Regions from separate parts of the Homo sapiens genome. Here all the other regions are linked to region 2. The links are chromatin contacts, found by Hi-C or POLR2A ChIA-PET in ENCODE. All regions are on one chromosome and are shown on one strand. The core of a region is the stretch at or near the end of the contact, and the rest is flanking DNA. Distances in the headings are between cores, read along the strand shown.

Evidence for each region. Hi-C counts contacts between places; a loop is a spot of excess contacts on that map. ChIA-PET counts read pairs that join two places held with the same protein, here RNA polymerase II (POLR2A). Pooled maps may share reads with other maps.
Region 1: a map of naive thymus-derived CD4-positive, alpha-beta T cell shows a loop between it and region 2 (11-fold over the local background). The contact joins the promoter of ZNF557 here to the promoter of VMAC in region 2. A Hi-C loop is called at or near these places in 1 of 168 maps with a recorded cell type or tissue (naive thymus-derived CD4-positive, alpha-beta T cell) and 6 of 50 pooled maps. POLR2A ChIA-PET finds 5 or more read pairs at or near these places in 3 of 52 experiments (CD4-positive, alpha-beta T cell, GM10248 and HEK293).
Region 3: a pooled map shows a loop between it and region 2 (27-fold over the local background). The contact joins the promoter of FEM1A here to the promoter of VMAC in region 2. A Hi-C loop is called at or near these places in 2 of 37 single-sample maps with no recorded cell type and 9 of 50 pooled maps. POLR2A ChIA-PET finds 5 or more read pairs at or near these places in 2 of 52 experiments (CD4-positive, alpha-beta T cell and activated B cell).

The regions. Positions count from the first base shown.
Region 1 is chr19:7,068,256-7,072,216 of GRCh38, reverse strand. It overlaps ZNF557 (zinc finger protein 557), which reads right to left and starts at 2,514. Exons shown (of 8, transcript NM_024341.3): 1 at 2,444-2,514; 2 at 1,564-1,655.
Region 2 is chr19:5,903,622-5,907,676 of GRCh38, reverse strand. VMAC (vimentin type intermediate filament associated coiled-coil protein) reads right to left here and starts at 2,805. Exons shown (of 2, transcript NM_001017921.4): 1 at 2,596-2,805. The coding sequence starts at 2,786. NDUFA11 (NADH:ubiquinone oxidoreductase subunit A11) reads left to right here and starts at 3,887. Exons shown (of 4, transcript NM_175614.5): 1 at 3,887-4,055. The coding sequence starts at 3,969. RefSeq lists a silencer at 2,622-2,971 and enhancers at 3,012-3,131, 3,705-3,999, 3,809-4,055.
Region 3 is chr19:4,790,226-4,794,418 of GRCh38, reverse strand. It overlaps FEM1A (fem-1 homolog A), which reads right to left and starts at 2,685. Exons shown (of 1, transcript NM_018708.3): 1 at 1-2,685. The coding sequence starts at 2,564. The coding sequence ends at 555. It overlaps LOC124904620 (a long non-coding RNA gene), which reads left to right and starts at 3,127. Exons shown (of 2, transcript XR_007067103.1): 1 at 3,127-3,221. RefSeq lists enhancers at 1,061-1,717, 2,005-2,064, 1,718-2,374, 2,595-2,864, 2,375-3,032.

The sequences.
Region 1 (3,961 bases), core at 1,265-3,764, 1.2 Mb before region 2:
CCTGACCTCAGGCGATCTGCCCACCTCAGCCTCCCAAAGTGGTGGGATTACAGGTGTGAGCCACTGTGCCTGGCTGTATTTTTTTTTTTTTTTTTTTTTTTGAGACGGAGTCTCGCTCTGTCACCCAGGCTGGAGTGCACTGGCATGATCTCGGCTCACTGCAAGCTCCACCTCCCGGGTTTATGCCATTCCCTTGCCTCAGCCTCCCGAGTAGCTGGGACTACAGGCGCCTGCCACCACGCCCGGGTAATCTTTTTTTTTTTTTTTGTATTTTTAGTACAGACGGGGTTTCACCACGTTAGCCAGGATGGTCTCGATCTCCTGACCTCGTGATCTGCCTGCCTTGGCCTCCCGAAGTGCTGGGATTACAGGCGTGAGCCACCATGCCCAGCTTTTTTTTTTTTTTTTTTTTTTTTTGAGATGCAGTCTTGCTCTGTTGCCCAGGCTGAAGTGCAGCGGTGCCATCTTGGCTCACTGCAGTCTCCGCCTCCCAGGCTCAAGAGAGTCACCACACCCAGCTAATTTATATATTTTTAGTACAGACGGGGTTTCACCCTGTTGGCCAGGCTGGTCTTGAACTCCTGACCTCAGGTGATCCACCTACCTCGGCCTCCCAAAGTTCTGGGATTACAGACAGGCTTGAGCCACTGCTCCTGGCCACAAATTATCTTTTACAATAGCCGTTCTGGCTTCATTGCAATGGACAGATGGGAAGAGACTAGAACAATGCCGCCCAGCAGGGCTTTCTGGGATGATGGAAATGATCTTAATCTTTGCTGTTCAATAGGGGCATTAACCACATGTCGCTGTCAAGCACTTGAAATGTGGTTAGTGCGACTGAGAAGCTGAATTTAAAATTTTATGGAATCTTAATTGGTCTACATTTAAATTAAAACAACCGCATGGACCAGCAGCTACCTTATTATACAGCATAAGTCTACAGGCTGGCAGGCCTGTTAGGAAAAGAAAAAAATAAAAGAAAAATTGAGATGTCTTGGAAGGTTGAAAAAAAAACTTTTAAATAGTGTTTACATGTTTTGTGTACTGATTTGCATATAGCTGTATTTACTGACTTATTTTGACACACATTATCACACACCCCTTAGTATCCTTCTCTTGAATATAAGGCATCAAACAAATAATTTTTAAGATACCCTCACTCGTGGCTCACACCTGTAATCCCAGCACTTTAGGAGGCCGAGGTGGGTGGATCACCTGAAGTCAGGAGTTCGAGACCAGCCTGGCCAACATGGCAACACCCCATCTTTACTAAAAATACAAAAATTAGCTGGGCGTGGTGGTGCACCCTTGTCATTCCAGCTACTTGGGAGGCTGAGGCAGGAGAACTGCTTGAACCTGGGAGGCAGATGTTGCAATGAGCTGAGATCGCACCACTGCACTCCAGGCTGGGCAACGGAGTGAGACTCTGTCTCAAAAAAAAAAAAAAAAATACCCTCACTGTTAGTGAGTCCTTGTGTTTACAACCTGAACACAGGAAAAATCCATTCACAGGTTTTCTACACAGTGGAGTCTTGCAACTTGCAGGTTCTACACGGTACCTACCTGATCATACAGAAGTCCACGGATCAGTGAGGATAGGTGAAACTTGAGGCTGGTTTCAACACAAATCTGAGCTTGAATTATACTTTTTTCGTCTAAATAAAAAGGGCACAAAAATCGCTTATGAGGCCTTTTGTAGGGAGTAATATGTACGTATAGTAAAATGTATTTACTGAGACTAATACAGTTGTTGCATAGAAAGACCACCCCATTCACTTAAAAAAAATTGATTTAAAGAATAAGAACCCAGGCTACTGGCTGTGCCTGAATTCACCAGATTCCTATCCAGCCATCTGGTCCCTAAAATGGGACAAGAAGCTTAAAGCTGTTTTCATCTGACTTGCTTAACTCATTTGGCTGGAGATTGTATGGTGACTCCAGATGCTTTAAATTCGTCACTTTAGGCCTTATAAGTGGACTCGGCTGAATTCTAAATAATTTCTACAGTGTATTCAGGACTGCAGAGATTTTAATGCCCTCCAGCAGGGTTTCCCAACCTGGGCACTAATGACATTTGGGGCTGGATGAGTCTTTGCTGGCGGCGGCTGCTTTACGCGCTGCAGGATGCTGAGCTGCTAGCATCCCTGGCCTCCACCCTCTAGATTACAGTAGTAGCACAGTCCCTCCTACCCTCCATTTTGTGACATCCCAAACCGTCTCCAACTATAGCCAAAAGTCCCCTGGGGCGCAGAATCGCCCCGGGTGAGGGCGACAGGGTGAGGACGACAGAGTGAGGATGACAGGGGCGCGGGGCCCGGACACCGGAGGAAACAGCAGCTTCGGGCTTAACTGAGCGCACAGCCCGAGGCCTCAGGGGCGGAAACCCGGCTCCCGGGAGGGACGCAGGCCCGCGGCTGGGGCCCCTCTCTGGACTCGGACTCACGGAATGAAGCACCTCTCGCGGAGACCGAAAGATTCTCCCAGACGCTGCAAGCGCGGCTCTTCTCACAAGACACAAGCGCGCTTCCGCTTCCGGTCTCCGGCTAGCCACACTGCACCTCCGCTTCCGGCTCCAGCTGGTCCCAGCCCAAAATGCGGCGTGTCAGGACCCCCGGGTTCAGGCTGCAGGTGCAGCAGCCGCGCACCCCAGCCTCCGGCTGAGGTGTTCTAGTTTGCTTAGTTATTAATAGAACCAGGTTGGGCCCTGGCTAGGGACAGCCGCGGAGGCAGGGTCGTCCTGGCGCGGGTCTGTGGCAGGGTTGGGGGCGGAACTAGCTCTTGAGCGGGGCTGTGGGCGGTACCAGGCCTGGAGGCGGGCCTGAGTGTTGACGGGGACCAGTTCCGGGGGCGGGGACCAACTCTGGAGCGGGGCTGTGGGCGGTACCAGGCCTGGAGGCAGGGCTGAGTGTGGGTGGAGATCAGCTCCGGGGGTGGGGAGAAGTTCTGGGGCGGGACCGTGGGCGGTACCAGGCATGGGGGCGGGGCTGTCAGGACAGAGACTAAGTTCCGGGGCGAGGTTGTGGGCGGGCATTAGGTTTGATGGGCGGATCTTGCTGTGGGTTAATACCAGGTTTGGTGGGCGAGTATGTGGACAAGATAAGGCAGTGGTGGGGCATGGAATGGGGTTGAGCTAGTAGGCTGAGAGGACAAGACTTGGTGGAGGTCAGTTTTTGGGTGTAGGGCTTTTTGTGGATTTTAAAACTGTTCAGGTAGCAGGATGCAAAATGAACTCTTTAAAGTTTTCTTCAGTCATTTCTCCACATTCACCGCCTGTTAAAATGATATAGCCACACATTTAGGGCGTGTGTGTGTGTGTGTGTGTGTGTGGCTTTTCGTTTGTTTGTTTTGAGACAGGGTCTCACTCTGTGGCCCAGGCTGGAGTGCAGTGGTGCAATCATAGCTCACTGCAGCCTCGACCTCCTGAGCTCAAGCCATCCTTCCACCCGGGCCTCCCACACTACCAAGCCTGACTATTTTTGTATTTGTTTGTAGAGAGGAGGTCTGTGTTGCCCAGGATGGTCTAGAACTCATGGCCTCAAGTCATACCCCACTTCGGCCTCCCAAAGTGCTGAGATTACAGGTGTGAGCCACACCACACCCAGCCTTTTTGTGTGATTTTGAGCTTCCTAATTTCTTTCAAAAATGGGATCATGTATGCATATTTCTCCCATCCAGAGGGGGACGAGGGGAGGGAGGACTAGGGAGGGATGTCTCCAAGTGAAAGCCAAAGCTGATTAATTGTCTAGTGCACATCTGGATCTACTGAAAAGAGAACTACATTTCTGGTGGAGAAAATAGGTGTTGGATTCATAGGAAGAAATAAAAAAGGAAATTTTAAAATTTAAGAGATCAAAAGAAAAAATGAGAAAAAATTATTAATGACATACTACTTGTTACATGTCTGGCTAAGGTTTAGATGCTACAAATGGTAAATATTGATGTCATAAAATGATAAACATTG
Region 2 (4,055 bases), core at 1,556-4,055:
GTAGCTGGGACTGCAGGCGTGTGCCACCATGCCCAGCTAATTTTTTTTTTTTTTTTTTTTTTTTTTAGTAGAGACAGGGTTTCACCATGTTGGCCAGGCTGGTCTCAAATTCTTGACCTCAGGTGATCTGACCGCTTCGGCCTCCCAAAGTGCTGAGAGTATAGGCGTGAGCCATTGCGCCCAGCCATCAGATCTCATGAGAACTCACTCACTATCATGAGAATAGCATGAAGGGGAAACCATCCCCCATGATTCATTTACCTCCCACCAGTTCCTTCCACACCACGTGGGCATTATGGGATTACAATTCAAGCTGACATTTGGGTGGAAACACAAAGTCTAACCATAGCAGAAGGGTATTTAGAGATGGAGCTTTTTGGAGGTGATTAGGGTTAGATGAGGTTGTCAGGGTGGGGGTCTCTATGATGGGATTAGTGTGCTTATATGAAGAGATACAAAAGAACTCCCTGGCTCTCTCTGCCCTGTGAGGACACAGAGAGAAGCCAGAAATCTGCAAGCCCGGAAGAGGGCCCTCCCATAACCTGACCATGCTGGCACCCTGCTCTCGGACGTCCAGCCTCCAGAACGCTGAGAAACAAACCTCTTGTTTAAGCCACTTAATTTATGGCATTTTGTTTTTTTGTTTGTTTGAGACAGAGTCTCTCTCTGTTGCCCAGGCTGGAGTGCAGTGGCACAATTTCGGCTCACTGCAACTTCCGCCTCCTGGGTTCAAGCGATTCTCGTGCCTCAACCTCCCGAGTAGCTGGGACTACAGGCGTGTGCCACCACACCCAGCTAATTTTTTTGTATTTTTAGTAGAGACAGGGTTTCGCCATGTTGGCCAGGCTGGTCTCGAACTCCTGACCTCAGGTGATCTGCCTGCCTCAGCCTTCCAAAGTGCTGGGATTACAGGCGTGAGCCACCACCCAGCCAGTTTATGGCATTTTCTTATGAGAACCCTCATTTCGTCCCCTCACTCTTCCTGCAGTTCGTTCCTTTCCATTATCTTTTCCCACCTATTCTTAGTAGGCTCTTCCTCTGGGAAGCCTTCACTCTGAGATCCCTCAGAGCCCCATATGCCCCTCCATCATGGCCGCTGGCCACCAATGATGTAACTGCCCAGTGACATGTCTGTCTCTCCACTGGACTGTGGATACCCAATGGGCAAGGCTAAGTCTTACTGATGTGCTCCAGTACTCAGCAGAATGCCTGACACACAGTAGGTGCTCAATGAAGACGAATGAATGAGTGCCTGGCACAGAGCAGGTGCTCGGTAAAAATGAATATGTCCAATTAGCTCTGAAGTAATAGTTCCCACCTGGGACCCAGCTCCTCCCACCTCCCTGGGTGCCTGTCTCATCTCTTTCATCCTCAGCTGTCAGAGGGACTCTTCAACAATGCTGATATGGGCCAGCATGGTGGCTCGTGCCTATAATCCCAGCACTTCGGGAGGCTGAGGCAGGAGGATCACTTGAGCCCAGGAGTTCAAGGCCAGCCTAGGCAACATAGTCTGACCCCATTTCTAAAGGATTTTTTTTTTTAAATCAGCCAGGTGTGCTGTCGCACGCCTGTAATCCCAGCTACTTGAGAGGCTGAGGAGGGAGGGTGAGACTGCAGTGAGTCGAGATCGCACCACTGCATTCCAGCCTGGGCAACAGAGCAAGACCCTCTCTCAAAAATAATAGATAGGCATGGTGGCTTAGCCTGTAATCCCAGCACTTTGGAAGGGTGAGGTGGGAGGACTGCTTGAGCCCAGGAGTTCAAGACCAAACTGGGCAACAGGGCAAAACTGTCTCTACAAAAAAATACAAAAAATAAGCCATGCGTGGTGGTGGACGCCTGTAGTCCCAGCTGCTTGGGAGACTGAGGTGGGAGAATCACCTGAGCTCCGGAGGTCGAGGTGCACTCCAGCCTGGGCATAGGAGTGAGGCCCTGCCTCAAAAATAATAAATTTAGGCCGGGTGCGGTGGCTCACCCCTGTAATCCCAGCACTTTTAGGAGGCTGAGGCGGGCGGATCACCTGAGGTCAGGAGTTAGAGACCAGCCTGCACAACGTGACGAAAACCAGTCTCTACTAGAAATACAAAAAATCGACCGGGCGTGGTGGCGGGCGCCTGTAATCCCAGCTACACGGGAGGCTGAGGCAGGAGAATCGCTTGAATCTGGGAGGTGGAGGTTGCAGTGAGCTGAGATCACGCCACTGCACTCCAGCCTAGGCGACAAGAGCGAAACTCCGTCTCAAAAAAATAATAATAAATTTTAAAAGTTAAAATGCTGATATGATCCCCTCCTCCCCTGCTGAAGAGCCTGCTATGGCTCCCAATGCCTACGCTGGGCGGTCTGTGGTCCCTGCGTCGCTCAGCACCTGTGGGAAAGTGGGCCTGTTTGAAGTTAGAGGTCCACACCTGTGTCACTTCTCGCAACTTTACATACTGATTACTAATTCGAGTTTTTTGGTGTTTTTATCAATCCGATACTCAGTCTAGCGTCTATACAAGTGCACACGGTTCCCCCTGCCCTTCCTCGCTTTCCAGCCTCGGCTCTGCCTCCGCCTACCGCCTCGGTGAAGTCCACCTGGCCGGCCCCGGGCCTCACCGGTCCTTGGCGCGACCCAGTTCGTCTAGGGCGGCGCGCAGCTGCTGGTCGTGGAGGGCCAGGCGCTCGGCTTGGGCGTGCACCGTGCGCTCCGCCGCGTCCAGCCGCGCCTCCAGCTCCGCTGCGCGCCGGTGCACGGCTGCCAGGTGTGCGTTTGCCTCCCGGATCTGCAGGGCCGGCGGCGCCGACATGGCCCAGGCTGCTGTACAGGCCCGGCCACGCCCCCAGGCGGCCCGGAACTGGCACAGGCCCCGCCCCCGGGAGGGCCCCGCCCCACTAGACCTCGGCGCGATTGGTCGCTGACCCCGCTAGACCCCACCCCAGAGGGCTGGGTCGTGCTCTCCTCAAACCCAAACACTACCACCGGTTCCGGGATCATGAAACTCCGCCCCTGAGTTTGGGCTCACTCTAGGATTGGACAAGATCTTGACAGCCACGCCCCCAGGCTGGCCACATCCTTTGGCGGCTCGCGCAACTCAGGCTCTGGAAACAAGATTGGTCACACCTTCGATACTGTCCCCTCCCTACTTGGAAGCTAACACCAGGATTGGCCCGGACTCCGCGAAACAGCAAGCCTGACCACGCCCCCCGAACCTGTGGCCTGTCAGGGGTAGATCCAGGCACGGCCTCGCCCCTTCATCCCTTATACAGTCTCAGATTGGTCAAGTCCCTTTTAGGTTATGCCTCCAATTCTAGCCACGCCCCCAAGTCAAGCGCCTGTGTACTTCATCCGGCCTAGGGCGTGGGACAGCCGCGGGGTGAACAGAGGCCACGTCCCGCTGAGCTTCTCGTATTGTCATTGGTCACTTTCCCGATAATCCCCGCCCCTGATCCTGTCCACGGCCCAAAACAGTAGCACGCTGCTCAGACTCCAGCTTGGTGACTGACCACAGGGCATGACCACTCGCTATGCAGATTCTGACACTGGGTGTGGCCACATCCCCGCCATGCCCCGCCCCCCAGTCATTGTTTCGTCATGTCTTGCTCCTATCAACTGGAGTCCCGCCCGTCCCAGTCTGAGCCCGGCCCCTCCCCTAGTAGATAGTCCCCGCCTCTAGTAGTCCCTAACCTAGGACTCCCTGAGCTGGGACTAGCGAAATCTGTCTGCACTGATCGCAGTCGTCCTCAGTTTCACCCTCTAGGAATCGGCCTGGGGATGCACGTGCTACTCTCTTCCTCCAGGCCGGTCCCCGGCGCGTGCGCGCGATCCATGTCCATGTCCGCGCCTATCAATAAAGTTGCTCACTTGTTGCCGGCCCGCTAGCCCGAAAGGTTGCGCGCGCAGCCCGAGAAGTCTCGCGATAGCCAGCCGCGGCTGCCCTTGCGCTTCCCGAGCTGGCGGGGTCCGTGGTGCGGGATCGAGATTGCGGGCTATGGCGCCGAAGGTTTTTCGTCAGTACTGGGATATCCCCGATGGCACCGATTGCCACCGCAAAGCCTACAGCACCACCAGTATTGCC
Region 3 (4,193 bases), core at 1,436-3,935, 1.1 Mb after region 2:
CCTGTCTGCCAGGGACTACGGTGGCACGGGAGCAGGGCGCGATCATGCTGGAAGAAATGAGAGGTGGTCTCATTCCCTGAATCTCAAACTCTCATCTCAGGAGCCCCCAGTCCTAACACTGTATTCAGCGGCTGGAGTTATCTGGCCAGGTAAAGGGACGAGGGAAGGCAGACAGTCCTCAACTTCTTCCTGTGTTTCTAGCAGGGAAGGAACGCAATGGCTTCAGTCCCTCCGCCTCTAGGTAACAAGGCAAAGGCCTCCCTAACCCAGGCAGACAGGATGTGGGGAAGGTCTTGTGTCTTTTCCTAACTCAGAATGAGTGAGCGGGCTCCCGGAGAAAGACTGTCCTCTTAGCACATGACCCCGCAGGCTTCTAGCACCAAAGGCTCGCTAACACCTCCGACCCTGTCTGCAGGTAGAGGGGATGGGAGGCAGAACCCTTCTCCTGATTGGTGCCTGAAGGAGGCAAGAACGAGCATCTGCTATGCCGCAGCCGGATTTCCCCCATCTCAGCAGGAGAGGGGAGAGGTGAGGGTGCAGGCGTTCTGGGCAGGTCAGTGCAGTTCGATGAACGCCTCCAGATCTTCCGGGATGAAGCCCTTGTAAGGGATCTTGTTCTTATCCAGGGCCCGGGCCGCAAGGCACTGCAGGGTCACGTAGTTGAAGGGCTGCATGGTACCCCTGGCCAGCAGCTTCTCGTCCAGCAGCTCGTAGGCCGTCTTCTTGAAGGCATTGGTGGCGTCCATGTGGGCCCCTGCTTCGATCAGGGCATTCATGATGGCCGGGCAGTTGTTCTGGGCTGCTATGTGTAGCGGGGTGTTGTTGTCAAAATCCCTGCTGTCCGGGTCGGCCCCGCAGTCGAGCAGCACTTTGACCACGTGCAGGGAGGGGAATCTGCCCACGGGATAGCGGCCCACGTTTGTGGTGTCCTTGTCCACAGCCATGTGCAGAGGGGTGAAGCCGTTCTTGCCCCTGGGCGCGCACTTGAGCAGGCGGTAGACGGTCTGGTGCTTCAGGTGCTCCTGGCTGGGGGTGCACTCCACTTTCTCCAGCAGGTAGAGCAGGTGGAGGATGATGGCCAGCGCCTTGGTGAACTGGGCTGAGTCTCCGGGCTCCCTGGGCAGCTGCAGGGCCCGTTCCACTTCCCGGACCCCTTTGGTGAGAACCCCCATGAGGTCTGCAAAGCCGATCTGGGTGCCCAGGCTGCCTTTGGCGGCCCGGTCCTGAAGCACGTAGGAGAAGAGTTCCGCGAAGGAGAGGAAGCTGCTGGCGGTCATGGGGCTCAGAGGCTCCAGGTTGCTCTGTTGCATGTCCAGGGCGTACTTCCACAAGCGGATGCAGCGCTCGAAATTGCCCGAGTCGGCGTACACGGCACCCCTGTAACGGATGTAATAGGAAGTGTCCGGGTGCGAGGGACCGAGGATGCGCTCCCGGATCAACAGGGCCTGCATGCGCATCTCATCCGGGTCGGTGATCAGCGCCTCCAGCTCCTCGGTGGTGTTGACCTCCCTGGAATAGTCATAGGCCAGGACCAGCTGTGGGGGCTCCGGTTTGGGCAGGTACTCGCCCCCCTGGTGACGCAGCTCCATGGCCCGCCTCCAGTGTTTAAGGGCCCCAAGCAGATCTCGTTTCTTATCCACATACGTAGCTCCCAGCAATTCCAAGGCTTCCACGGCAGCTTCCCGGCTGGTGGGACAGCAGCTTTCGTAAGATTCCCCGTTCAGTGGTTCCTCTGGGGAGGAGCTGCAGCACGGAGCCCCCTGAGGCTGCGCACACCCCTGGCTGGTGGAGGGGTCTTCTTGGGGCAGCCCAGGCTGAGCCTCTCCCCCTGCGACCTGCTCCTGGCCGGGCTGCTCCTGGATGAGGTACTCCACGATGTTGGTGTGGCCCGTCACGCTGGCCGCGAGCAGCGGGGTCATGCCGTAGCCGTCACGTTCCATGCGGGCCTTGCACCCCAGCAGCAGCTGCAGGATCTCCAGGCTGCCGGACTCGGCGCAGTCATGCAGGGCCGTGTTGCCCTTGGCGCTGCGCCGGTTCACCTGGGCGCCCTGCTCCAGCAGGTAGCGGGCGATCTCACGGTGGCCCTTGTAGCACGAGATCATGAGGCACGTGTGGCCGTGCCGGTTGGCCACCTCCAGGTCGGCCTGGTGCTCGCCGACCAGGTAGCGCACCACCTCCAGGTGGCCGTCGAAGCAGGCGGCGCGGAGAGGCGTGGAGTTGGTGCGCGTGGTGCGGTTCACCGAGGCCCCGCGGCGCAGCAGGCTCCGCACCACGTCCAGGTGGCCGGCTGCGGAGGCGGCCCACAGCGGCGGCGCGCCCTCGATGGTCTCGCCATCGAAGTGCACCGAGCCACCGGCCTCCACGCTCGCGCCGCACCGGTCCACCAGGTACTCCACCACGTCCAGGTGGCCGTAGCGGGCGGCGATGAGTAGCGGCGTTCCCCCGCCGGCCACCTCGCCCGTCAGCTCGTCCAGTTCCTCCCGGCTCCGGCCGCTGAGCAGCTTCTGGAGCAGCTGCAGCTTGCCATCACGGGCGGCGTTGTACACGGCGGTGCGGAGGTCCATGGTTCGGGCCTCCGCCAGGCCATGGGCCGGCCGCCGGGGGACGGGGAGACGGAGGATCAGAGCCCGGACGGGCGGGAGGCAACCTTCACCGTCCCCCTCGCCGCCATCTTAGGGTCTCCTCGGGCGGAACAAAATGGCTGCCGCGACCCGACGGATGGCAGCACGCCGGGAAATGGAGTCCTTTGCGCGGGCCCACTCCATAGAACAGAAAAGGAATCTTGGGGGCTCAAGACTACACTTCCCCAAAGGCCACAGGACAGCCCCTGAGAGCTGTGAGCGCGCGGCATGGTGGGAATTGGCGTTCCAGTCGCAGCGCATGGCATCGGAAGCTAGCAATTTGAGGACTACAATTCCCGTCATGCAGCGTCACACGACCTAGCTTGTGGGAACCGGCGAAATTTGGTGACGTACTTCCCGTGGCTATCTCTGCGTCAGAGCGTATAGAAAAAGCAGGCGCGATACCCTTAAGGACTACATTTCCCAAAAGGGATCACGAGCGACTCTGAGCCAATCAGGACCGAGACCGAAGGCTAAAAGCGACTAGAGGGGACGCGTCTGTTTTGGGCTTGGAGCACGGGCAAGCGGCCCACCGGCAGGGGGCGCCCGGAGGAGGCCGAAAAGCTGGACGGGGCGAAAACGTTTTGAGCTGGGAGAACGGTAAAAAATGACGCGCTCACTTCTTATTCTCACATTCATATATTCATTTATTCATTTACATACATTTATGTATATTCTAGTATGTGTCAGAATTTCCTTCTTTTATTTACGTATTTATTTTTATTTATTTCTTTCAATAACTTTGTGGGGTTTTTTGGTTTTGGTTTTTGTTTTTGAGACAGCGTCTCGCTCTTGTTGCCTAGGCTGGAGGGCAATGCCGCAATCTCGGCTCACTGCAACCTCTGCCTCCCGGGTTCAAGTGATTCTCGTGCCTCAGCCTCCCGAGTAGCTGGGACTACAGACATCCACCACCACGCCCGGCTAATTTTTGTATTTTTGGTAGAGACGGGTTTCGCCATGTTGGCCAGGATGGTCTCGAACTCCTGACCTTGGGAGATCCGCCCGCCTCAGCCTCCCAAAGTGCTAGAATTACAGGCGTGAGCCACTATGCCCGGCCTGACGTGCTGACTTCAATTCCTTTGGATAAAGACCCAGAAGTGGGATTCCTGGATCACCTGGTAGTTTTATTTTTAAATTTTTCTTTGGAACTTCCATACCATTTTCTATAATGGCTATACTAATTAAAATTACCATCAGTAGTGTATAAGTGTTCTCTTCAAATCCTTGCCAACGTTTGTTACCTTTCGTCTTTTTGATGATAGCTATTCTAGCAGTTGTAAGGTGATCCATTCCCTGGCATTTTTTGACAACAATGAATTATATTATGAAAAAGAAATCTTTGGTGACCCGAATTCTTTATTTTTAAAGTTTATTCGAGGTGTAATATATATACAATAAAATGCATTTTTAATAAAGAGGACAGGTTTGGCCGGGCAAGGTGACTCACACCTGTAATCTCAGCACTTTGGGAGGCTGAGGTGGGAGGATTGCTTGAACCCAGGAATTCGAGACCAGCCTGGGAAACATAGCACATCTCTACAAAAATAGAAAAATTAGCCGGGCGTGGTAGCG